2 separate regions of the Homo sapiens genome follow, and region 2 is linked to region 1. A link is a contact called in ENCODE Hi-C or POLR2A ChIA-PET data. All regions are on one chromosome and are shown on one strand. Each heading gives the region's core, a stretch centred on a gene start or an enhancer-like site at or near the end of the contact. The rest is flanking DNA. Distances are from core to core; before and after follow the strand shown. Region 1 holds the start of COPS4 (COP9 signalosome subunit 4). Region 2 has its middle 17 kb from the start of HPSE.

Region 1 (5,888 bases), core at 254-2,753:
CCATTAATCCATGAATAGATCAAGGGTTTTGCCCTCATGATCCAATCACCTATTTAAGGCCCACCTCTAAATACTGCCACATTAAAGATGAAGTTTCAACATGAGTTGTTTGTTTTTTTTTTTTTTTTTGAGACGGAATTTCCCTCTTGTTGCCCAGGCTGGAGTGCAGTGGTGCAATCTTGGCTCACCGTAACCTTCGCCTTCCAGCTTCAAGTGATTCTCGTGCCTCAGCCTCCCGAGTAGCTGAGATTACAGGCACGTGCCACCACACCCAGCTAATTTTTGTATTTTTAGTTGAGACGGGGTTTCTCCATGTTGGTCAGGCTGGTCTCGAACTCCCGACCTCAGGTGATCCGTCCACCTCGGCCTCCCAAAGTGCTGGGATTACAGACGTGAGCCACGGCGCCAGCCCTCAACATGAGTTTTGGAGAAGACAATTATTTCAAACCACAGTACCAGGAAAAGTGCAAAAAAAAAAAACCAAGGCAGAACAATTATGTGGTGTTGCTTGTGAGAGGTAAAATTTTATTTTATTAATATTTGCTTGTATTTGCAGAAATTCTATAAGAATACATGAGTATTGAATGTTATACAAACGCAGGCGACCATATAATCTTCCATTGAAATGGAACGGTTTCTAGAATGAAAGGGAGGATGTTATTATTATTATTATTATTTTTTGAGACCGAGTCTCGCTGTGTCTCCCAGGCTGGAGTGCAGTGGCGCGATCTCGGCTCACTGCAAACTCCGCCTCCCGGGTTCACGCCATTCTCCTGCCTCAGCCTCCCGAGTTGCTGGGACTACAGGGGTGCACCACCTACGCCCGGCTAATTTTTTTGTATTTTTAGTAGAGAACGGGGTTTCACCGTGTTAGCCAGGATGGCCTCGATCTCTTGACCTCGTGATCCGCCCGCCTCGGCTGCCCAAAGTGCTGGGATTACAGGCGTGAGCCACCGCGCCCGGCCGAAAGGGGGGATATTAATCATTACTCCAGGACGACAGAGGGAAAATCGCTTTGTACTGGACAAACTGGAATGTCTGACCAACCATTATAAAGTGCACGGAGTGGGAGGAGGAATAGGGACATTTTAATTGTATTTCTAAAAAGTATCTTCTGTGGTGAATCGGAAACAAAACTCATTCTTTACCACAGGCAGTTTAAGCGCTGCCTGAAAGATCGAAGGACGGTAAACCACAGACGTGAGAAACGGAACTTTGCGAAAACGCAGTCGTTTTATGTACCGGCTACTCATTGGAGTTACACCAGAGACTCACTACTGGAGTTCATCAGCCAATCCAAAGTCCAAGCGTGAGAGCCAGAGCCTGTAGGAGAGACCTGGGCAGGCCTCAGACCTGAGGAGTGGAGCTCCGCATCACTCAACCCTGGGGGCGGAGCTAGCCCAGGCTCCCACACCCGACGCTCTGGCCCACACAGACGCTACTCTGTAGCATCTCAGGTTCCCTCTGGCTGCACTCTGGAGGACCACACTCGTTTTCTTTTTGGCTGCCAGAGGCCCCCGCATCCACCGCTGAGCTGGGAGAAAGATGGCGGCAGCCGTGCGACAGGATTTGGCCCAGCTCATGAATTCGAGCGGCTCTCATAAAGATCTGGCTGGCAAGTGAGTATTTCCCAGGAACGCGGGAGTACAGAGGTGGGGAAAGAAAGCCACAGCCTTAATCTCCTTAGGTTGGCCACGGCTCTTGGGCGTGAAGCTAGGAGCCGGCCTGACGTCCAAGGGGGCGGGCCTGAGGTCGGCTGGGGAGGCAAATGTTGGGAGAAGCAGAAAGCTGGAGGGGACCTTGTGCAGGGGCCTTCGAGGCTATAGACTTGAAATGATTGTCAGCTTGTTCAGTTCTTGATAGAATCTTTCTGGTCCCTTAGGATTTTGGAACAGCGGTCTGAGAGACGACTGCTACCCTGGCCTTAGTAGCCTTCCCTGGTACCTCTTCCCATCGCTGGCCGGCCTCACACCGAATCTGGCCTCTCTTTGGACCTTCCTCCTCTTTTTTTTTGATTCAGAGAAATGTATATTCTGGGGCCTTGATGCTGCGTTTTTCGGGGAGATGGCTTCTTGGGGCTGGCTGAGGTTGAGGCGGTATGGCCGCTGTCATGTCGTCCAGACCATTCAGACTGTCTTCTGTGGGTCCTTGTGTTTCGGGTATTTTCTCTGCCACCAACTCTGATGGCACATAGGCGGAATGTGCTCATATCGTGGGTCAGGATGTCTACAGTAGTGATGTTTGCAGGAATCTGAATTTTGTCGAAATTTATATAGAATGCTTAGGTTCACTCCAAGTTAAAATGTGTGACGTGCCTGTTCTGCAAGCAGTTGTCAACAGTATTAAGCATAGGTAGGTAGACGTATATTGTTCATTTTCTCTTTGTAGATGTCACAGCATTTCTCTTTTGTAATGAACATGCTTTCTGTTTAAAGTATGCCTCTCTAGGCCGGGTGCAGTGGCTCACGCCTGTAATCCCAGCACTTTGAGAGGCTGAGATCACTTGAGGCCTGAGAGATCTGAGAGGGAGGATCACTTGAGGGCAGGAGTTCTAGACCAGCCTGGGCAACATAGTGAGACCCCCCCCCCCGCCGCCACCCGTCTCCGTAAATAAATAAGTAAATAAAGTATGCCTCTCAAGTTGATCTTAATGTTTACATCCTGACAGCTGAAATCACTTTGATGTATATTAATGGGATACACCTGTTCTAACCTGGTCATTGAAATTCTGACTGTTTTAAGTAGGCTAGGCTGCCTTTTCTCTGGTGGCAAACGTAATCTACTTTTATCAGTGGGAAATTCAGCCGTATATTTTGGGCTTAACTACTTTGTGCTGCATTTTCCCACTCAGGAAAATGAAGATAATAATAGGACTTATTCTTGTCTGACATTATCTGAGGACAAGATGAGTATGTGTGTGCATATATACTTACCACACTTATATCACGTAGAACAGTACCTGACATATAGAAAGTGCGGTAAGATTGTTGTTGTTACTATTAAGCTGTCAGTAAATATATATTCACTTATTGTATGGGTTGGAAATAAGTTAAATATGTCTTCATGGCTCAATCCTTTCTGCTTGTAATTTTTATATGGATGAAAGTAAAATCAGCTTATATTTTTCCCCATGCTTCCTTTACTTTTTATTTTGTTAAAGAAGAATAAGTGCATTAGTTATCAAAAGAAATAGAGCTTTGCAAGTATTTGCAGAATTCTGAAACTTAAGTATTTACTTCTTCAGGTCTGAATTGGAGATAAACAATAGTACTTAAAGCGTGCTTCAGTTATCTGTTGCTTTGTAACAAACCAAAAACTTAACCAGTGTAAAACAACTATGATTTCTCAGGATTCTATGGGTTGACTGGACTGCTTTGCTGGTCTTGTCTGGGCTCACTCATGCAGATATAGTCAGCTGGCAACACACCTGGGGCGGGACTCACATGCATATCTTGCTCTTGCCTGGATCTCTCTCTCTCTCTGCACAGTCTCTCATTCAGTAGTTTAGCTTGGGCTTTCTTAGGTGCCTATGAGAGGGGAAGTCGCAAGACCTCTTAAGGATAGCCTAGGAAGTCTCACGTCAGTTCTCTAGTACTGGTCAAAGTAAATCAGAAGACCAGCCCAGATTCAAGGGGAGGGGAAATGGAGCTTACTACTACCTCTTTAGTGGCAAAGTTACATTGCAAAGGAGCCTGGACAGAGGGAGACACGATTCATTGGAAGCCGTTACTGTAGCAGTCTACCACATGGTGTTATTGTGAAGATTAAATGAAATAATGTGCTTGATAACTGATAGCCAGTGCAGTCTTAGCCATAACTCCTTCAGAGCTGCTTTCTGAGAAAAGTCTTGGCCTTGCCTGCATTTCCTATGTGGGCAAGAATGTAGCAGGATATTTATCCTTACAACAACATCAGTTCTACCAGCTATATGCTTTAAGAGAAATACCCTTGAAATATATCAGTGTGTTTTTTTTTAATGTATTTTTTCTTGTATGTACTTTTAATGAAGGTTTTTGGGTGTTTTTTTTAGGAGCTGAGTAACAAAGGATTCCATATTAAAGAATAATGGAATACATTGTTTCTAAAACATCAATACTGTGTGTTCCTAGCAATTGGGATATCTGTAACAGTAGTTGTTCAATAAACGTGGTTGAATTAATGAATAGCTAGAAAGGGGCAGTGCTTGTATTTGAATCCAGGTTCATCTACTCTAAAAAGCTCATTTTAAACCTACCAGACTATGCTCGTTTTCTTGTTAAAAACTCAGTTAGAAATGCTTTCCCATAACTGTGAATTAACACAGCTGTCTAAAGTTTATATAAGAAATTAGCCAGAGGAAAAGCATTTCCTCCATTTTATAGGCTGCTTTTGTGCATATTATGCATTGTATTTATTATCTCACATAAAGCTTTAGAATAGGAGAGCCACAACGGAGGATAGACTTTATTGAGGATAGCCTCAAAGGCCCCTTCTAACTCAGATTCTGATTCTCTCTTTGTTGTCCCAAACACAACAGTTTTAGTGGTTTTCATCTCTAGAGTGAAAGTCAATAACATCTAGAGTTTACTGTGCGAAGCACAACATTACTTACATTTAAAAATCCTTAACAAGTAGGAGTAGGTGATAGTAGTGATATTATTTACATTATAATAAGAGAAAACCAAAGTACAGAGTTGAAATACCTTGCTCTGAGGTCACACAGCTAGTGGTGAAGCTAGAAGACAGTCCATATCTGCTTGCCTATGAGCCCTTAACTCTAAACAAACACATCTACCTTTTTGGCCTTATTTTCACAAAAAAAAATTGACTACACTTCAGATAGTGATTATTTTTGCCTAGAATGCCTGTCTTCCTACTGTTATTAAATTGAAATACTTAGAATGTTTAAAGATCAACCCCATCCAATGATTTCTCTCTCCTAAAAATTATATTAGCACTTACCTGTTTTTTTTGTTTGTTTGTTTGTTTTGTTTTGTTTTGAGATGGAGTTTCACTCTTGTTGCCTAGGCTGGAGTGCAGTGGCGCGATCTCGGCTCACTGCAACCTCTGCCTCCCGGGTTCAACCGATTCTTCTGCCTCAGCCTCCCAAGTAGCTGGGACTACAGGTGCATGCCACCACACCCGACTACTTTTTTTTGTATTTTTAGTAGAGACAGGGTTTCACCATGTTGGCCAGGATGGTCTCGATCTTTTGACCTTGTGATCCACCTGCCTTGGCCTCCCAAAGTGCTGGGATTACAGGCGTGAGCCACCGCGCCTGGCCAGCACTTACCTGTTTTTAAGATTTTGTCTTTAATTTTGTGTAGCTTCATTATGATATGTCTGTGGATTTGTTTTTACTTTTCTATGTCAGTTACCCTTTGCTGTGAAATAAACCCCAAAACTTAGGGCTTAAAACAACAGTCACTTATTTAGCTTATAATTCTGTAGGTTGGTAGTTTGGATTGGGCCCAGCTGTATGGTTCTTTTCTGCTCCACGTGGTCTTGGTTCCACATGGGCTCCCATGTGGGTCTATAGTTAGCTGCCAGCCAGGCCAGGTAGGCAGCTCTGCTTCTGTGGATTGGCTGGCTTGTTGGCTGGGGCAATATAGTTGACTGGGCTACATATCTCATTAGCCAGTATGTTAGTCTGAGCCTGTTCATGTGACAGCAGCAGGGTTCCAAAAGACAAACACATACAAGGCCTCTCGAGGTCTGGGCTCAGAACTAGCACTTCATTTCTACCACGTTTTATTGGTTAACCCCAGATTCAAGGGGTAGGGAAATAAACTCTACCTTTTGATATGAAGAGCTACAAAGTTGTATTGTAAAGGGACATGGGTACTGGGAGTGAAATTATATTGTGGCCGTTTTTTGTAAGCACTCTGTCACATTATCCTGGTTAAGCT
Region 2 (6,076 bases), core at 396-2,895, 320 kb after region 1:
TGTTGAATATTAAGTCCACAGTGGCAGACCATCCACATCAATTTGCAAAAAAAGAAAATTAACCTTGTTCATGTCTTAACTGAAGAGGACTGATGATCAATAGCAGGAGAAATAACCAACACCATTAGACATCTCAATTGGTTCAGCTTACACAATTCTGACTGAAAAATTAAAGTTGAGCAAACTTTCCACTCGGTGTGTACATAAACCAGCTGCAGGCAAGAGCAGAGCTTTCAATGGAAATTTTAAACAAGTGGGATCAAGATCCTGAGGCATTTCTTCGAAAAATTGTAACAGGACATGGAACACGGCTGAAGACAAAGCACAATCAAAGCAATGGCTACCAAGAGATGAAGTGGTCCAGTCAACGCACAGTGAACTGGGCCAGAGCAAAAGGTCATGGCGACATTTTTCTGCGGATGCTCAAGGCATTTTGCTTATTGACTTTCTGGAGGCCCAAAGAACAATAACATCTACATATTATAAGAGTGTTTCGAGAACATTAGCCAAAGCTTTAGCAGAAAAATGCCTGGGATAGCTTCAGCACAGAGTCCTTCTCCACCATGACCATCCTCCTACTCATTTTTCTCATCAAACAAGGGTAATTTTGTGAGAGCTTCTATGGGAAATCATTAGGTATCCATCTTAAAGTCCCGTTTGGCACCTTTTAACTTCTTTTTGTTTCCTAATCTTAAAAAATCTTTCAAGGGCACCCATTTTTCTTCAGTCAATAATTTTAAAAAGACTGCATTGACATGGTTACATTCCCAGGACCCTCCGTTCTTTAGGGAGAAACTAAATGAAGGGTATCTTTGCTGGAGCTTATGTTCAGAAATAAAGTTTATATATATATATTTTGTTTGTTTGTTTGTTTGTTTGTTTTTTGAGACACGGTCTCACTTTGTCGCCTAGGCTGGAGTACAGTGGCATGATCTCGGCTCATGACAACCTCCGCCTCCTGGGTTCAAGCAATTCTCCTGCCTCAGCCTCCTGAGTAGCTGGGATTATAGGTGCATGCCACCATGCTTGGCTAATTTTTGTATTTTTCGTAGAGACAGGGTTTCACCATGTTGGCCAGGCTGGTCTTGAACTCCTGACCTCAAGCAATCTGCCCACCTCGGCCTCCCAGAGTGCTGGGGTTACAGGCGTGAGCCACCATGCCCAGTCAAAGTTTACATTTTTTATTTTTGTATTTTAATCAAATAATCTCGGCTCACTGCAACCTCCTCCTCCCGGATTCAAGCCACTCTCCTGCCTCAGCCTCCCAAGTAGCTGGAAGTACAGGTGCATGCCACCACACCCAGCTAATTTTTGTATTTTTAGTAGAGACGGGGTTTCACCATGTTGGCCAGGCTGGTCTTGAACTCCTGACCTCAAGTGCCTGCCTTGGCCTCCCAAAGTGCTGGGATTACAGGCGTGAGCCACCACGCATGGTCCCAAGAACTTTTTGAAGTCCTCTTGTACACACAACAAAATATTATTCAGTCTTAAAAAGGAAGGAAATTCTGACACATGCTACTACCCTGAGGATATTATGCTAAATGAAATAAACCAGTCACAAAAAGACAAGTATTGTTAAGTCCATTTATATGAGGTATCTAAAGTAGTCAAATACATAGAAACAGAAAGTAAAACAGTGATTTCCAGGCATGAGGGGGAGGGCAAAAAGGGGAGTTGTTTTTCAATGGTTATAGAGTTTCAGTTTTACGAGATAAAAAGTTTTGTAGATCTGTTTCACAGTCACGTGAATATACTTAGCACTACTAGATTGTTCACTTGGAAACGGTTAAGATGGTGAATTTTATGTGTTTTTTACCACGATTTTTAAAAGCTTTAAAATTTAGTATACATAGCAAAGGAATAGAGAATAAAGTAAATATTGTCATAATCTTACAGGCTAGAAATAATTAGCATTATTGGTATGTGTTCTTCCATACTTTTTTCCCTATGAATAGACACATACATACACAAACACACATATTTATTTCAATTAAATATGAGATCACACTATACCCACTTAATAATTGAAAAGGATATCTTTTCACTGTAATAAACATGTTTTCATGCTCCATTTTAATAGCTGCAGAGTTTTTTACATATTAGATGTGTGGCAGCGTAAAACTTTGGCAGCAGTTCTCAAAATTTCTGATCCCAGGAACCATTTACACTATTACAAATTACTGGGGATTCCAAAGAGTTTTTTTCACATGGGTTACATCTGCAATATTTGATGCACTAAAAATTAAAACTGAGACATTTAAAAAATATTTGTTAAATAATTAAGAGTAACTATAACAAATACTTTTTTTCTTTTAGAGACAGGATCTTGTTCTGTTACCCAGGCTGAAGGTCAGTGGCATGATCATAACTCACTGTAACCTCAAACTCTTGGGCTCAAGCAATCCTCTCACCTCAGCCTTCCAAGTAGCTAGGACTGCTGTCAAGTACCATCACACCTGGCTTATTTATGTATTTATTATTTTACTTTAAAGTTCTGGGACACATGTGTAGAACATGCAGGTTTGTTGCATAGATATACATGTGCCATGGTGGTTTGCTGCATCTATCAACCTGTCATCTAGGTTTTAAGCTCCGCATGCATTAGGTATTTGTCCTAATGCTCTCCCTCCCCTAGCTCCCACACCCCCCGACAGGTACCGGAGTGTGATATCTCCCTGTGTCCATGTATCCTCATTGTTCAGCTCCCACTTATGAGTGAGAACATGCCATGTTTGGTTTTCTGTTCCTCCTGGCTAATTTTTAAAAAACATCTTTTGTAGAAATGGGGGTCTTGCTATGTTGCCAAGGCTGGTCTCGAACTCCTGGCCTCAAGTGATTCTCCTGCTTTGTCCTTCCAAAGTGGTGGGATTACAAGCATGAGCCACTGCACCTGGCCATAAACACATTTCATATTAATATAAATAGCATATTTTTATTAAAAAAACTATGTTTAAAACAAGAAAATCAGCGAGAAAAGTAGCATTGTTTTATCTGCAAATCACTTTAGTGTCTCACTTAACAAAAGGCGGCTGGATTCTCACTTAACAAAAGGTGGCTGGATTCTTACATGAATATCAACATTAAATTTGTTACATCATAATACATCATGTAGTGTCTGGAAAATCGCACTGTCCTCTCAGGAGAGAATGAGGGTGAAAGGAACAAATGACATTTTAATATTATTATGAAAAGAGTTTTGACTTCACAGACCCCTTGCAGGGGTCTCCAGACTCTTAGGAGGTCTGTGGACCACATCTTAGGAATTGTTTTAGAGATGTTACTCTATGTCCCTTTTTTCTTTCTAGTCTTCTTTTTTGAACAAGTAGCAAGCTTGGCTCATTGTTTCAAATGTAGGATGTGACACAGCGGGGCAAAAAAAAAGCAGAGAACAAGCTTTTATTTTCAAAAGCCTAAACCTAAATCCATTAAGATTCTGTGAGGTGCCTCAGAGTTAACACCTCACCACGGTGCAGTTTCCTAACCTACTGCACACCTTGACACACATAGAAAATGACAGCATTTGTAGAGCACTCTGGGAAAGCTGATGCTTTCGAGGGAATCCGCACACCCTTGGTGTAAAATACATTTTGTATGTTATATAATTATGATAAGAAGCATAAAATACAGGCCACACGTTTGCTAAATATTTTATTTGTAAACAACCTCCAAATGCTGTTTCTTACATTTTCTTAATCAAAGCTTGAATTCATGAAGATAACATTTTTTTTTTTGAGACAAGGTCTCACAGTGTCACCCAAGCTGGAGTGCAGTGGTGCAATCATGGCTCACTGCAGCCTCAATCTCCCAGGCTCAATCAATCCTTCTGCCTCAGCCTCCCAAGTAACTGGGACTACAGGTGCACATCATCATGCCCTGCTAAGTTTAAAATTTTTTTGTAGAGACAGGGTCTTGTTATGTTGCCCAAGCTGGTCTCCAACTCCTGGGCTGAAGCAATCCTCCTGTCTCGGCCTCTCAAAGTATTGGGATTACAAGTGTGAGCCACCATGTCTGGCTAGAACATAACTATTTAATATTCAGTGTATTTGAAATGTCTGTCCACCATCTTAATTAATGATTTTCAATAATCTCTTCAAATTCCTAATAAAAACTTTGCTCATGCAAGTAGGTAATAAACAATTTAAAAAATTTTAACAGTTGTATTTATTAAAAGAATCTCACAGCAATTCCTTTCTTTCATGAGAAAGATAATGTTGACCCAGAGTCAAATCTTAAAAAAGACAATGTTGAAATTTTTTGTGATAAAGTAAATGAATTTTAGATACAATTGAACATTTTCACATTACATATTGTAAAATAGTGATGAAGCTGCAATTGACAGAAAGGGCTTGCCGATGGCCGAGGGGCAGGTGGACCAATAGATGTTCCAGGTGATACCTGGGTGGACAGATGAGTGGAAGATCACTTCCTCCTGTCATCTGCCTGCTCCTGGCCTCACTCCTGACATGCATCACTCCTCAGCACTGTGCAAGTGCCCCAGAACTCAGACACAACCCTGCAGAACAGGGAAACATTTTAAGTTTTCTATCATTTCTATCCTCTTATTATAATAAAAATTGTAAACATACATAAAAGTTTGTAACCACCACCTAGATTCTACAATTAACTATGTGTCTATCCATTCAATCATCCCTCTCTCTATTCATCAATCTATCTTATTTTTTTAAATTGAGATACAATTCTCATAGCATAAATTCACCATTTTAAAGTGTACAATTCAGGGGTTTTAGTATATTCACAAGGTTGTGCAACCATCAATACTATCTAATTCCGTAACATTCTCATCACTCCAAAGAGAAACTCCATATCCATTAGCAGTAATTCTTACTTGCTATCTACCTTCTGTCTTTATGGATTTGCCTATTCTGGACATTTCATACAATATGTATCATTTTGTGTCTGGCTTCTTTCACTTTGCACAATGTTTTCAAGGTTATGCTATGTTATAGCATAAACCAGTACTTTATTCCTTTTTGTGGCTGAATAATATTCCATTTATATGGATATACCACTTGTATTTGTCAATTTATCAGTTGATGGACATTTGTGCTGCTTCTGCTCTTTGGCTATTATGTGTAATACTCCTATGAACATTCATGTACAAGATTTTCAATTCTTTTGGATATATACCTAGGAGTGGAATTGCCAAGTCATATAACTCTACGTTTAACATTTTGAAGAAATATCAACCTGTTTTCTACAGTGACTATACCATGTTATAATCCCATCAGCAATATATGAGGGTTCTATTTTCTCCACGTCCTCACCAACACTTATTATCGTGTGTCTTTTTAAATTATATCCATCGTAGGGAAGGAAAAATTTTCTTCTACCTACTTAGGTTCTGTGACTGGGCCTAATACTTAAACTGACATAAGATGGATCGATAGGAGAAAAGCATATAAGTTCATTCAATATGTTTACATGTACATAGGAGTCTTCACAAGGGTAATGAAGACCCAAAGAAGCCACTGGGCCCTAAAGCTTATATGCCTTTGTCCACAAAGAATACTAAATTAGTGGAGATGTAACAAGACAAAGGGGCTCGGGCTAGAGCAGTAAATTGTGGTATAGAGATTAGGAAATATGAGTAAATTAGTGGAAGATAAAAGCTATTTTAGTATGTTCAGAATTGTACAGATCCTTTTCAGGGTAACTCTTAGTTTCTGTTGATAAGAATGTTCTTTTCTTCCTGCTACAAGGAGGACAACTTTCTCACAGGAAGCTTTATCATCTGCTATTTGGTGAAAAAAAAAAGCGGGGGGAGATCAGAGAATTCCTACATCTGCTGTTACTCAAGTGCTTTTAGTTCAAAATAATCAATATGCAAAAGTGGTATATTTTGGTGCATTATGTTCTGAACTCTTTTACCAAGTTGATATCTTATTGTGGTTTTGATGTACATTTCCCTAGTGAAAAATGATGCTGATCTTTTCATATGCTTATTGGTCATTCTTCTTTGGGGGAAATATCTATTTAAATTATTTGTTGACTATCTTATTTTTTGAAATATTTGAATATCTATAAGCTGTAGACCTTAGTATACTTTACCCTCAAA

What was found. A loop is a pair of places that touch in the nucleus more often than their neighbours do. ChIA-PET counts read pairs that join two places held with the same protein, here RNA polymerase II (POLR2A). Pooled maps may share reads with other maps.
Region 2: a pooled map shows a loop between it and region 1 (4-fold over the local background). The contact joins the enhancer-like site here to the promoter of COPS4 in region 1. A Hi-C loop is called at or near these places in 6 of 50 pooled maps. POLR2A ChIA-PET finds 5 or more read pairs at or near these places in 5 of 52 experiments (A673, AG04450, GM12878 and 2 more).

The regions. Positions count from the first base shown.
Region 1 is chr4:83,033,680-83,039,567 of GRCh38, forward strand. COPS4 (COP9 signalosome subunit 4) reads left to right here and starts at 1,504. Exons shown (of 10, transcript NM_016129.3): 1 at 1,504-1,619. The coding sequence starts at 1,546. RefSeq lists enhancers at 1,024-1,143, 1,217-1,511, 1,274-1,623, 1,724-1,773, 1,814-1,873 and 2 more.
Region 2 is chr4:83,348,711-83,354,786 of GRCh38, forward strand. No RefSeq gene overlaps it. Among named protein-coding and RNA genes, the nearest start is that of HPSE, 17 kb to the left of the region's middle. Within about 2 kb of position 1,646, at least 4 of the 41 ENCODE cell types and tissues checked have a DNase peak (open chromatin) inside an H3K27ac peak, as active enhancers do.